4 separate regions of the Homo sapiens genome follow, and regions 1, 2 and 4 are each linked to region 3. The links are chromatin contacts, found by Hi-C or POLR2A ChIA-PET in ENCODE. All regions are on one chromosome and are shown on one strand. The core of a region is the stretch at or near the end of the contact, and the rest is flanking DNA. Distances in the headings are between cores, read along the strand shown. Region 1 overlaps IGF1R (insulin like growth factor 1 receptor). Region 2 overlaps IGF1R (insulin like growth factor 1 receptor). Region 3 has its middle 28 kb from the start of SYNM. Region 4 overlaps TTC23 (tetratricopeptide repeat domain 23).

Region 1 (2,700 bases), core at 25-2,524, 170 kb after region 3:
GCTTGGGGCAAGGCTCCCCGCTAAATTCCTTCCATGATTAGGTGAGAATTAAGAGAAGGTAAAAGGCAGAGACCTGTCTGCACATCTTTAAAATATGCATACGCTAAAGTTATCATTGTTTCCTGAAGAAAAAGATTACTTAAGTAAATTATTCAGTAAATGTGATTTCCTAATTGTTTCTTAGCTTACTGCCTTTACATTCAAAGAATGCTTTTAAAAATTAGGTTTTTTTTTTTTTTTCCCCTTGAGACAGGGTCTCACTCTGTAATCCAGGTTGGGGTGCAGTGGTGCAATGACAGAGCACTGCAGCCTCAACTTCCCAGGCTCAAGCTACCCTCCTACCTCAGCCTCCCAAGTAGCTGGGACCATAGGTATGCCCCACCATGCTTGGTTAATTTTTCTTTTCTTTTTTTTTTTTAACAGCTGGTATCTCACTATGTTGCCCTGGCTGGTCTCAAACTCCTGGGCTCAAGCAATGCCTTGCCATGGTCTTCCAAAGTGCTGGGATTACAGGTGTGAGCCACCACACCTGACCAGTTACTTATTTTTCTTTAGCTTCCATGTGCTCTATGATATCCAGATTTTATTGATATTGGTATCCTGGTTCTCAGCCTTCTCTATGTTGTAAAAAATGTTTATTTCTACACTTGGGTAGGCCCTATCTCCCAATCTGTAGACCACACAGGATGGGAACAGTTGGTTATCTTCCTGAGGACATCTCTATGTTATCTCTATCGATATTTGAGTGGTGAAGACAGCCCCAGGTACACGGTTCAGAGCACTCCATCTGGGAATCCAAAGGTCAGGTCTGAGCCTCATCTCCAGCATTTACTGAGGAACCCCTCTGGGCAAAAGATTTATTCAGCTCTCCCAGGCTGGAGTCTCTCAGCTGCAAACTGGGGGTGCCTTCCCTGCTTTTCTGGCTGAGGCCAGTTGGAAGAATTGGATGGGCTAAACATAAAAGGATACCGTGAGCTTTTAATCACCCCACAAAAGTGCAGGATGACATGTGCTATTCTCTGAAGTGTGAAAGTCCCCTGGAACAAAGTCTCAGAACAGGAAGGTCCTGTGCCCTGATAAATGGAGCTGAACCCGAGGTCTCCAGCCTACAGAGGTAGGAAGGGACAGTTTCCCCATTTTCAGTGCTTGCTGACATACTGAAAACAATTCTGCAATTATACAACCAATCATTCCAGTTCCTTCCTTCGAGGAGAAAATTGCCTCTTCACGGCTGTCTCTAGGGGGCATCAGAACCCAGGACACAGGCTGTCATCAGCAACAGAGCCATCTGCAACTGATAAGAGTATTTGGCCTTTTTTGCCTTTCTGCAGATGCTCCCACCAATCCATCTGCAAACAGGCTGGTTTATATCATGTCCACTCTCCCCCAAATCCAATATTTACATCAACCTTAGGGGTTCAGCAAGGGTGGATATGTCTATCTAGGTGGAACCAGGCACCATACAGATATTCAGACAATGTTTCCTCTTTGTTTAGGTGTTTCTTAAAAATAGCTTTACTTCTGAAGTATAACCTGCCTATCAAATATTCACCCATCAGGCCAGGCACGGTGGCTCACACCTGTAATCCCAGCACTTTCAGAGGCCGAGGCAGGCAGATCACGAGGTCAGATGATCGAGACCATACTGGCTAACATGGTGAAACCCCGTCTCTACTAAAAATACAAAAAAATTAGTCGGGCGTGGTGGTGAGCGCCTGTAGTCCCGGCTACTCGGGAGGCTGAGGCAGGGGAATGGTGTGAACCCGGAGGCGGAGCTTGCAGTGATCCGAGACAGCGCCACTGCACTGCAGCCTGGGTGACAGAGTGAGACTCCATCTCAAAAAAAAAAAAAAAAAAAAATTCACCCATCATTCCATGAGCTTCCGTAAATTTACACAACTGTCCAACCATCACCACTACTCAGTTCCAGAACACTTCCATCATCCAAGAGTTCCCTCATTCCCATTGGTGGTCAATCTCCACCTCTTCCTTGCAGCCATCCCTGGTCTGCTTTCTGTCTCTATAGTTTTGCCTTTTCTGCAAATTACATACGAATGAGTCATATAATATGTAGTCTTTTGTGTCTGGATTTTTTCTTTTCACTTAGCCTAATGTTTTAGAGGTTCACCCATGTTGTAACACGTGTCATACTTCACGTCTTTTTATTGTTGAGTAGTCAGTTGTCCTTTGTGCCACATTTCATTTATCCATTTATCTTTCTATCCACTCATCTGCTGATGAACATCTGAATGGTTTCCAGTGGGTCTTTCTTTTGGGCTGGGGGTCGGGGGAATCCCGGGAGGCTATTATGAGTAATACTGCTACCAGCATTCATACACAAGTCTTGTGTGGGCATGTTTTCATTTCTCTTGGGTGGATCCCGGAATTGCTAGGTCACAGGGTTGGTGTATATTTTCCAAAAGTCCCAGGGAAATGTGAAAAAGCGGCCATGTTTCAGCCTGACCTTTGAGCTCCAAGAAGGTATTACAAAGCACTGCGTGTTGCACAGTCGAGTGGTAGGAACAAAAGCATAGAAATGCCTATCCGCGAATTTCAATTCTTTTAACTCACCACCCTCCATCTACTTTTTCCTTCTTCTTTTCAAGGCAACAATCCTTGGTAGCACCAAATAATGTGAAACTTTAACTCCTTATTTATCTGATGCCATCAGGAAACAAGGTTGTCCAAACAAGGGGATTT
Region 2 (2,700 bases), core at 132-2,631, 130 kb after region 3:
AAGGGCCTGGGAATGAAGTCCTGGAAGACAGCAGGAAACTTGGAGGTGTTCTGGCTAGAACAGACACACCTCTTCGATGACTCCTAGACCTATCTTATCAAGAACAGAGCAAGGTATGCAATTGTGCTACAGAGAGAAGGTCCAATGGGTGTCACACAGAGGCTGACGTAGCAGAACACGAAAGATTTGCTAAGAGCAAGGATGTCTAAAGCATGAGGCTGGCCTGCCTTTGTGAGGCAGTGAACATGGAGTCCCTGGAAGGAAACCTCTTAGCAGAAGCTCAACCAGCAGCTGTCAAAGATCTGCAGGTGCACTGGGGACTGGGCCTGACTGCAGGGATACATCCCAAATCCTAAAATTCTGGGGTCTCTTCTACAAAGCCCAATACAATTCTTAGTGTTTCTTTCTAGATTTTTAACTATTTAGGAATCATTGCTTCGTGCTGCTGAATACAATCTGAAATCATTTCCATTCTTTTGAGAGGGACAGCTTTAGTTTAGAGCCTGGACCGCTGAGAAACCTGCTCCAACGCCCTAGCCTTCCTGACCTGTGCTATCCTCAAAGCCTGTGTTAAAAAGCAAACAAAACCTGAAGCGCTGTCAATGCCTGAGCATTTCATGGAATGAATACCAAACGCCTATTCATGTTTATACATATCTTTTTGTATTGGTTCACAGTAGTTATGTAGCCAAATGGACAGAATTGGCAATGAACACACTCTAGGTCCCTTTGTTGTTGCTTGTGCAGTAACTGCTCGTCAGAATTTGGGTAAAATTTGCCCGAGAGATATGAACAACACTTTATCCTTCTATTCTGCTTCTGTTCTCCCCGGCTGTATAGTTTTCTATTTTATTATACTACAAGCTGACCTCCAAGCTCCTGGAGGCACGAAGCCTAGAATAAACAGATGCATGCACATACCCAGGCTTGCTCTCTCCTCACCATCCCAATCTCTAAACACCATGCAGAGCACTTTGATTTGACAGTGAAGAGATAACCATCTTGGACAAGCTGATTGCAAAACAGATCTCATACTTGAGCTTAAGAAGCAATCATGCTTTGCCGGGTCATATTCAAATGCTATTTCCAATTTGCACCTGTCTTCAAAATAAGATCCAAGGCCCCTGAACTGTGAAAGGTTTACGAGGTTAAAAAAAAAATGATGTCAGTCACTATTGAAATAGTTCCTCTATGCGGTCATCCAGACTGTTGGAGTAAACAACTACCATTTCTGTAACACAACAGCAACGGGATCCCCCCAGAGGAAAGCCAAGACACTAGCTGATATTCTAGAAGGTGCCTGTGCCAGGGCCTCAGCCTGCCAATAACCTCAGTTGTATTTCAGAACCTGACTGCCTCTCTGCAATGTTGCCAAGGAACTGCAATAAACAATACTACTGAGAGGCCTCTGATCCCTCGGTCGATGGGCTTCCACTGGTAGACACTGTTTATGATTAAGGGAGACGTTTTGCTTCCCATAACCATCCCTGGGTCCACAACGGTGGATGCCCACTGAAAGACAGACAGCAGATGGGACCAGCAGGAAAACACAATCAGGACTCATAAGCTTTGGGTCTAAATAAAGCACTGTCTGCAATCTGAGGGTTAGATTAGGTGAGGCAGACACACAGACAGTATCTGTTTATTGAGAAAGAGGAAAAGAGAAAGAAGGCAGGCAGGGGAGAAACAAAAAGAGGTGACGGCTTCTGGCACATCCCACCTCCTGGAAACATAATCGGTATCTGCTGAAGGCGGAAAGAATGTTGGTCCCATAAATTCTTTAAAATCCCACGAATGCCCTTCTGCCCTTAGCTAGCCCACTGACAACAGGAACACCTCAATGATGAAGAAGTGTGGCTCACACAACACTGAGCTAAAGCTGGCAACGGGTAACAATGAACAGAGAAAGATAAAGCCCTAGAGACTGAGCTGGTGGAAAGTGCAGAGGCTGGGGGCTCCAGGCTGGCAATGCAGTAAAGGTTCTCATACCAGACGTCCGAGTAAGTGGTGAAGACTCCATCCTTGAGGGACTCAGGAGACATCCAGCGCACGGGCAGCAGCCCTTTCCCTCCTTTCCGGTAATAGTCTGTCTCATAGATATCTCGCGTCATACCAAAATCTGTAAGGGAAGAGAGGGCGCAGAGTCACACGCTGGAGCAGGCACCACTGCTGTCACAGCAGAGGACCCTACACTCATTATGTGTGGAGAGACGCAAGGCAAGACACAGACACGTCCCACTTTAAGGTGGCCAAATATTAGGGTTTGCAATTTTATAAGGTGGAGACAGTAAGGGATGATTAATCACATGATGAGCAAATACCAAGCAATCTCCACTTTTAATATATTTACAATTTGATTCCCTTAGGAAGTTAATGCCCTTATTGCATTTAAATGAGAGGCAGGCTGAGCGCAGTGACTCAACGCCTGTAATCCCAGCACTTTGGGAGGCCACGACAGGAAGATCGCCTGTGCCCAGGAATTCAAGATCAGCCTGGGCAACACAGCAAGACCCTGTCTGTATAAAAAATTTTAAAAATTAGTCAGTTGTGAGTGGTGGTGTGCGCCTGTGTTCCTAGGTACTTGGGAGGCTAAGGTGGAAGAATCACTTGAGCCCTGGAGGTTGAGGCTGCAGTGAGCCATGATCACAACACTGCACTCCAGCTTGGGTGACAGAGTGAGAACCTGTCTTGAAAATAAAA
Region 3 (2,700 bases), core at 149-2,648:
ACCACCATTCGACCCAGCAATCCCATTACTGGGTATATACCCAAAGGAATATAAATCATTCTATTATAAAGATACATGCACATTATGTTCACTGAAGCACTATTCACAATAGCAAAAACATGGAATCAACCTAAATGCCCATCAATAGTAGACTTTATAAAGAAGATATGGTACATATACACCATGAAATACCATACAGCCATAAAAAAGAACAAGATCATGCCATTTGCAGAAACATGGATGGAGCTGGAGGCCATTATCCTTAGCAAACTAACACAGGAATAGAAAACCAAATACTGCATGTTCTCACTTATAAGTGGGAGTCCAACGATGAGAAGACATGGACACAAAAAAGAGAACAGACACTGAGGACCACCTAAGGGTGGAGGGAGGAAGGAGGAAGAAGATCAGAAAAAAATAACTATTGGGAACTACGCTTCATACTGGGGTGACAAAATAGTCTGTACGTCAAACCTCCATAACATGAGTTTACCTATATAACAAACCTGCGCATATACCCCTGAACCTAAAATAAAAGTTTTTTAAAAAGAAAATGAGTTAGATCTAGCGTATTGACTATATGAGATATCCATAACATATTAAGTTGAAAAAGCAATGTTAAAGTACTACTGTAAGCCAGGCATGGTGGCTCATGCCTGTAATCCCAATACTTTGGGAGGCTGAGGTAGGTGGATCACTTGAGGTCAGGAGTTCAAGACAGCCTGGCCAACATGGCAAAACCCCATCTGTACTAAAAATACAAAAATTAGCCGAGCGTGGTGGCACACGCCTGTAGTCCCAGTTACTCGGGAGGCTGAGGCACAAGAATCGCTTGGACCCAGGAAGCAGAGGTTGCAGTGAGCCGAGATCTCACCACTGCACTCCAGCCTGGGGGACAGAGTGAGACCCTGTCTAAACAAAATCAATAAAATCCAAGTATGAAGAAGAAGGAAAAAAGCAACCTCTATATATGCTTTATACAGGAAATGTTTTTTATGATACATGTGATTTATAATCACTGCATAAAGTGTTTCTACCTTTTAATCCATTGTTTTGGTTGCAAAGGTCACCAGTTCTCAAGCTTGGCTGCCCTTTGGAATCACCTGGGGATTTTTAAAAACGCTGATGTCTGGGCCCTACATCCAGAGATTCTGATTTAATTGTGATGGGGTACGGCCTGGACATCAGATTTTTAAAGGCTCCTCAGGTGATTTTCATGTGAAGCAAACCCTGAGGACCAGTGGCATAGATAACTGAGGTCTGAAGCCCAATTTTGGAATAGTTTGACATATGACCTGTGAAGCTATTTTTGCAATTGTCCTGTTAACCACTAGATGGCGTGTTATCCACACTACAGCATTTCGACAACCAGGGTTTTGCCGAACTCTTGGGGAGGTGAAGGACGGAGGCAAGCAGGAAGCAACCAAGGATCGAACGGAACAGACCTGGGACCAGGAATTGTGCCAGATTCGGGCCTCATCCTGCATCACGTAGTGAGCATACAGCTTTTTTTTAAGTTCTGGGGGAAAAAATTATCATCATTAAGCCTGACTTTCCTTCAAGTCAGAGAGGAGCTGCTCCTTAGTCTCTTCCTGTTTCAGTGTCTTTTCTTGGATGTGAGTTACAGAAAGTCATTCTTTGTGGAAAGGCCACACCCTCTGTTGTTTGGCTGCAAGGGTGAAATGGAAGGATGCTCTTTGGAAATCTCTTAATTAAAAGTAAATAATTGACTGTGTAGTAAACAGCCAGAGGGGCAATATTTAAACCCTATTTATAGATTCAGATTAGTGGTGGGAGTAAATAGGACAGTCAGGAGAAAACTTAAATTAAGAAGATTCCCGTCACCCTCACACACAAGAGTGTGATTTTTTTTTCTGAAAACAAATACCTCTGGGCTTCATTTTTCTCCCTTTGATCTCAAAATAAACACCAACCTCCACACTTCTTGGTCATGCACTGCTGGTTCATTAAAGAGCCATATGCTGATTTCCTGTGAGTGTTTAACACGTCATGATTAAGGGCAAAGTCAAGAAACAATTTAAGGACAATTTTTCAATAAAATTAGCTCCAAAACTAAGTGTAATTACTGTCAGTGTTTCTATTATTTGGACTTTTTCCCATCAGAATGTATAAATAGTGTTTTTAATGAATATACAAATTATATGTTTCTGAGAACCAAGAACTCTGACTCCATGAGGAGACAGATAGTGTCTGTATCCCAGGGCAGGTAATTAATGTGAAGGATTCGAGATTTCCTTTGTAGCTATTCATCTATAAAGCAGCCTGTGAGCCATGAGGCCCTGCGGACCATCCCATCAAAAATCTCAGCCAAAATTTGTATCAGTTAGGGTTCTCCGAGAACCAGAAGCAACAGGATATATCATATATGATGAAGAAGCAACTCACATGATAATGGAGGCTGAGAAGTCCCCAGATCTGCTGTTGGCAAGCTGGACACACAAGAAAGCTGATGGTATTGTTCCAGTCTTGAGGCCAAAGACCTGAGACCAGGAGAGGCAATAATGTAAGTTCCAGTTCAAGTCCAATTCCAAAGGCAAAGGACTGATGACCCAGCTCAAAGACCAGAGAGTGAAGCTGATGACCCAGCTCAAAGACCAGAGAGTGAAGCTGATGACCCAGCTCAAAGACCAGAGAGTGAAGCTGATGACCCAGCTCAAAGACCAGAGAGTGAAGCTGATG
Region 4 (2,700 bases), core at 97-2,596, 140 kb before region 3:
TGTCTCCTAAATTTAAACATTTGCATACCTTTTGACCCAGCAGTATCACTACTAAATTATACACCCAATAGAAATGCATGCATGTTTTCACCAAAAGACATAGCCAAGAATATTCAAAGCTACATTATTTGTAATAGCCAAGAGTTGGAAACAGCCTAAATGTTCACCAAAAGTAAAACAGAAAAAATGTGATGTTAATATAAATAAAATGATTAAAACTACTCCTATGCTTAACAGCATGAATGGCTCTCACAATGTGTAGTGAAAGAAGCCAGATGCAAAAGAATCATACTGTACAATTCCATTTATATAACTGGAGGAGGAAGAAGGTTGTTAGTGACTGGGAAGGCTTTACCAGTCCAGAATCCCTTCCTGCCAGAAATTAGGTATTCTGTCTTATAAGATAGGAAATACACAATTCAGAGCTCCAAGATATAATATTTGTTGCATCTGTTGAGACCTAATATATCAGTATTTAACATTGAGCAGTGTTGCTATAAAAAAGAGTAAATGATCCTCTGGCACCTCCTCTGAGTGCTTTCCAAATTAGCAACACCAAGCCTTGCCAGCAGATGGCGGGCCCTGTACACATCTAGGCTGAATAGCCAACAAGAATTTAAGTTAATATTCCAGACTATTCTACAAAGTTACTTTTGTGTTTAGCCAAGTTGTTTCAAACTTTGCTACTTCTTTTCATCCTAATTCTTCACCCTGATATAATCACCACAATGTGCATGTTTAAACTGTATAATTTTCATTCAATTACTTTGCTTCATTTCCTTATTGAAATGTATTTTGTCCAAATTTATCTGCTTTAGAAATTAACAAGGTGTTTTGGATTTATGCACTTCTGTAGGTAAGCTTGAACCATGAGGGCCTTTTCTTTTGCCAGGTCTTGGAAGTGGAAGGCCAAGATAATTTCTCAGGCAGCGCTCATTGGATTTATGTCCCCCCCTTTTTTTTTTTTTTTTTTTTTTGAGATAGGGTCTTACTCTGTTGCTCTGGCTGGAGTACAGTTTCACAGTGACAGCTCACGGCAGCCTTGACCTCCTGGGCTCAAGCAGTCCTCCCCTCTCAGCCTCTTGACTAGCTGGGACTACAGGCACGTGCCACTGCACCCAGCTAATTTTATTTTTTTGTAGAGACAGGGTCTTACTACTATATTGCCCAGGCTGGGCTCAAGCGATCCTCCTGTCTCGGCCTCCCAAAGTGTTAGAATTACAGGCATGAACCACTGCACTCAGTCCTATGTCCCTCTTAAAAGGATATCTTTTAGTGTATCATCTTCCTGCCCTGCCTGTCCTTTTATGGTGCCCATCGCAACAGCCCAGTGCCTTTCTCCCTGGGCTGACAGATAAGTGCCGCGGGGTGACTCATGCTCCATGCCTCCCATCCCTGACTATGGCCTGAAACTTCTCTCCTTCTTCCTCTCCTCTGTTCCGGTGCTACTTCGTACAGTAATGGTTTGTTAACTTTGGAGAGTGAATCCAAATCATGTATTCTTATGTGCACAGTTATATTTCTTTAAATCTGGTAAAGAAAGTCACTTACAAAAAGGGGCAAATTTATCCCCAGTGTTAAGAATTATTTTCTATCCTGGTTATTGATAGATGCCCAGAGAGAAATAGTTGTCTTTGTATATACAGGCATATGCCATTGCACATGCATGCACACACACACACACACACACACACACACACATCCCTCTTTAAATTATCTTTCTATGCAGCATGATGATGACCTATTGAGACTATTGCTCCAGAACATGTGATTTTCCCCCAGCTCTCTCTGACTGCTTGACATGTCCTTGAAGTCTCCCACAGCATGTCCAGCGAACACTTTGCCTGGCATGACTGTGCTGAACTAACTCAGGAATGAGTAAACACTTTTATTTCCTCAGAGCATCAACAAGACGCCTCCCAAGTATTTCTAAGCAGTGTGCCATGGTGTCATTAACAATGTAGGCTCTGGGCCGGCATGATGGCTCATGCCTGTAATCCCAACACTGGGAGGCTGAGATGGGAGGATCGCTTGAGGCCCGGAGTTCAAGACCAGCCTGGTCAACATGGTGAATCCCCATCTCTATTAAAAACAAAAAAATGTAGTCTTTGGAGTCAGAAGCCCTGGGTTCAAATCAGTGTTTGTTCAAACTTCCCAGCTGTAGAACTTGGGTAGATCTTGTGCTTCCTGGGAGCCTCACTCTCCTCTCCTGTTGAAGTGAAAATAATAAGACCTCCAGGGGTTGCTGTGAAGATTAAAAAGATATTACTTTAAAGCATCTAGGTGCATGGGAGACCCTCAGAAGCAAGAAAGCAAGAAAGAAAAGGGCAATATAATTATCATTATGATCTAATTGAACATTTTCCTTTCTGCTGTTTCATCCCAGAGGTGATTTTAAATCAGGTACTTATATCACATATTAAGGTTTTGTACTTCAAGACTGCCCTTGGTGTGCAATTTTTTTCTGCATTTTTTCCCTGTGCCTTGGGAAGGCTACATTTTGTTTTCTTTGCTCTCATGAATCATCTAAGCTAAAATCAGACAATTGTATATACTTACTTCTTCTTTTTTTTTGTTTGTTTGTTTTTTGTCTTTGAGACTCTCTGTCACCCAGGCTGGAGTGCAGTGGCGTGATCTTGACTCACTGCAACATCCACCTCCCAGGTTCAAGCGATTCTCCTGCCTCAGCCTCCCAAGTAG

Evidence for each region. A loop is a pair of places that touch in the nucleus more often than their neighbours do. ChIA-PET counts read pairs that join two places held with the same protein, here RNA polymerase II (POLR2A). Pooled maps may share reads with other maps.
Region 1: a loop to region 3 is called in a map of mammary epithelial cell, with 7 times the contacts of the local background. The contact joins two enhancer-like sites. A Hi-C loop is called at or near these places in 10 of 168 maps with a recorded cell type or tissue (Calu3, GM12878, MCF 10A and 7 more), 2 of 37 single-sample maps with no recorded cell type and 11 of 50 pooled maps. POLR2A ChIA-PET finds 5 or more read pairs at or near these places in 2 of 52 experiments (PC-9 and WTC11).
Region 2: a map of Caco-2 shows a loop between it and region 3 (3-fold over the local background). The contact joins two enhancer-like sites. A Hi-C loop is called at or near these places in 6 of 168 maps with a recorded cell type or tissue (Caco-2, GM12878, aorta and 3 more), 12 of 37 single-sample maps with no recorded cell type and 16 of 50 pooled maps. POLR2A ChIA-PET finds 5 or more read pairs at or near these places in 1 of 52 experiments (activated T-cell).
Region 4: a map of HepG2 shows a loop between it and region 3 (11-fold over the local background). The contact joins two enhancer-like sites. A Hi-C loop is called at or near these places in 2 of 168 maps with a recorded cell type or tissue (HepG2 and OCI-LY7), 2 of 37 single-sample maps with no recorded cell type and 12 of 50 pooled maps. POLR2A ChIA-PET finds 5 or more read pairs at or near these places in 2 of 52 experiments (OCI-LY7 and Panc1).

The regions. Positions count from the first base shown.
Region 1 is chr15:98,903,210-98,905,909 of GRCh38, reverse strand. The region is part of intron 5 of IGF1R (insulin like growth factor 1 receptor); the gene reads right to left. Among named protein-coding and RNA genes, the nearest start is that of PGPEP1L, 100 kb to the left of the region's middle. Within about 2 kb of position 1,274, at least 6 of the 41 ENCODE cell types and tissues checked have a DNase peak (open chromatin) inside an H3K27ac peak, as active enhancers do.
Region 2 is chr15:98,942,342-98,945,041 of GRCh38, reverse strand. IGF1R (insulin like growth factor 1 receptor) reads right to left here. Exons shown (of 21, transcript NM_000875.5): 19 at 1,990-2,119. Among named protein-coding and RNA genes, the nearest start is that of PGPEP1L, 64 kb to the left of the region's middle. Within about 2 kb of position 1,381, at least 9 of the 41 ENCODE cell types and tissues checked have a DNase peak (open chromatin) inside an H3K27ac peak, as active enhancers do.
Region 3 is chr15:99,075,534-99,078,233 of GRCh38, reverse strand. No RefSeq gene overlaps it. Among named protein-coding and RNA genes, the nearest start is that of SYNM, 28 kb to the left of the region's middle. Within about 2 kb of position 1,398, at least 12 of the 41 ENCODE cell types and tissues checked have a DNase peak (open chromatin) inside an H3K27ac peak, as active enhancers do.
Region 4 is chr15:99,211,262-99,213,961 of GRCh38, reverse strand. All of the region lies in intron 8 of TTC23 (tetratricopeptide repeat domain 23), which reads left to right. Among named protein-coding and RNA genes, the nearest start is that of TTC23, 37 kb to the left of the region's middle. RefSeq lists a silencer at 1,772-1,972. Within about 2 kb of position 1,346, at least 6 of the 41 ENCODE cell types and tissues checked have a DNase peak (open chromatin) inside an H3K27ac peak, as active enhancers do.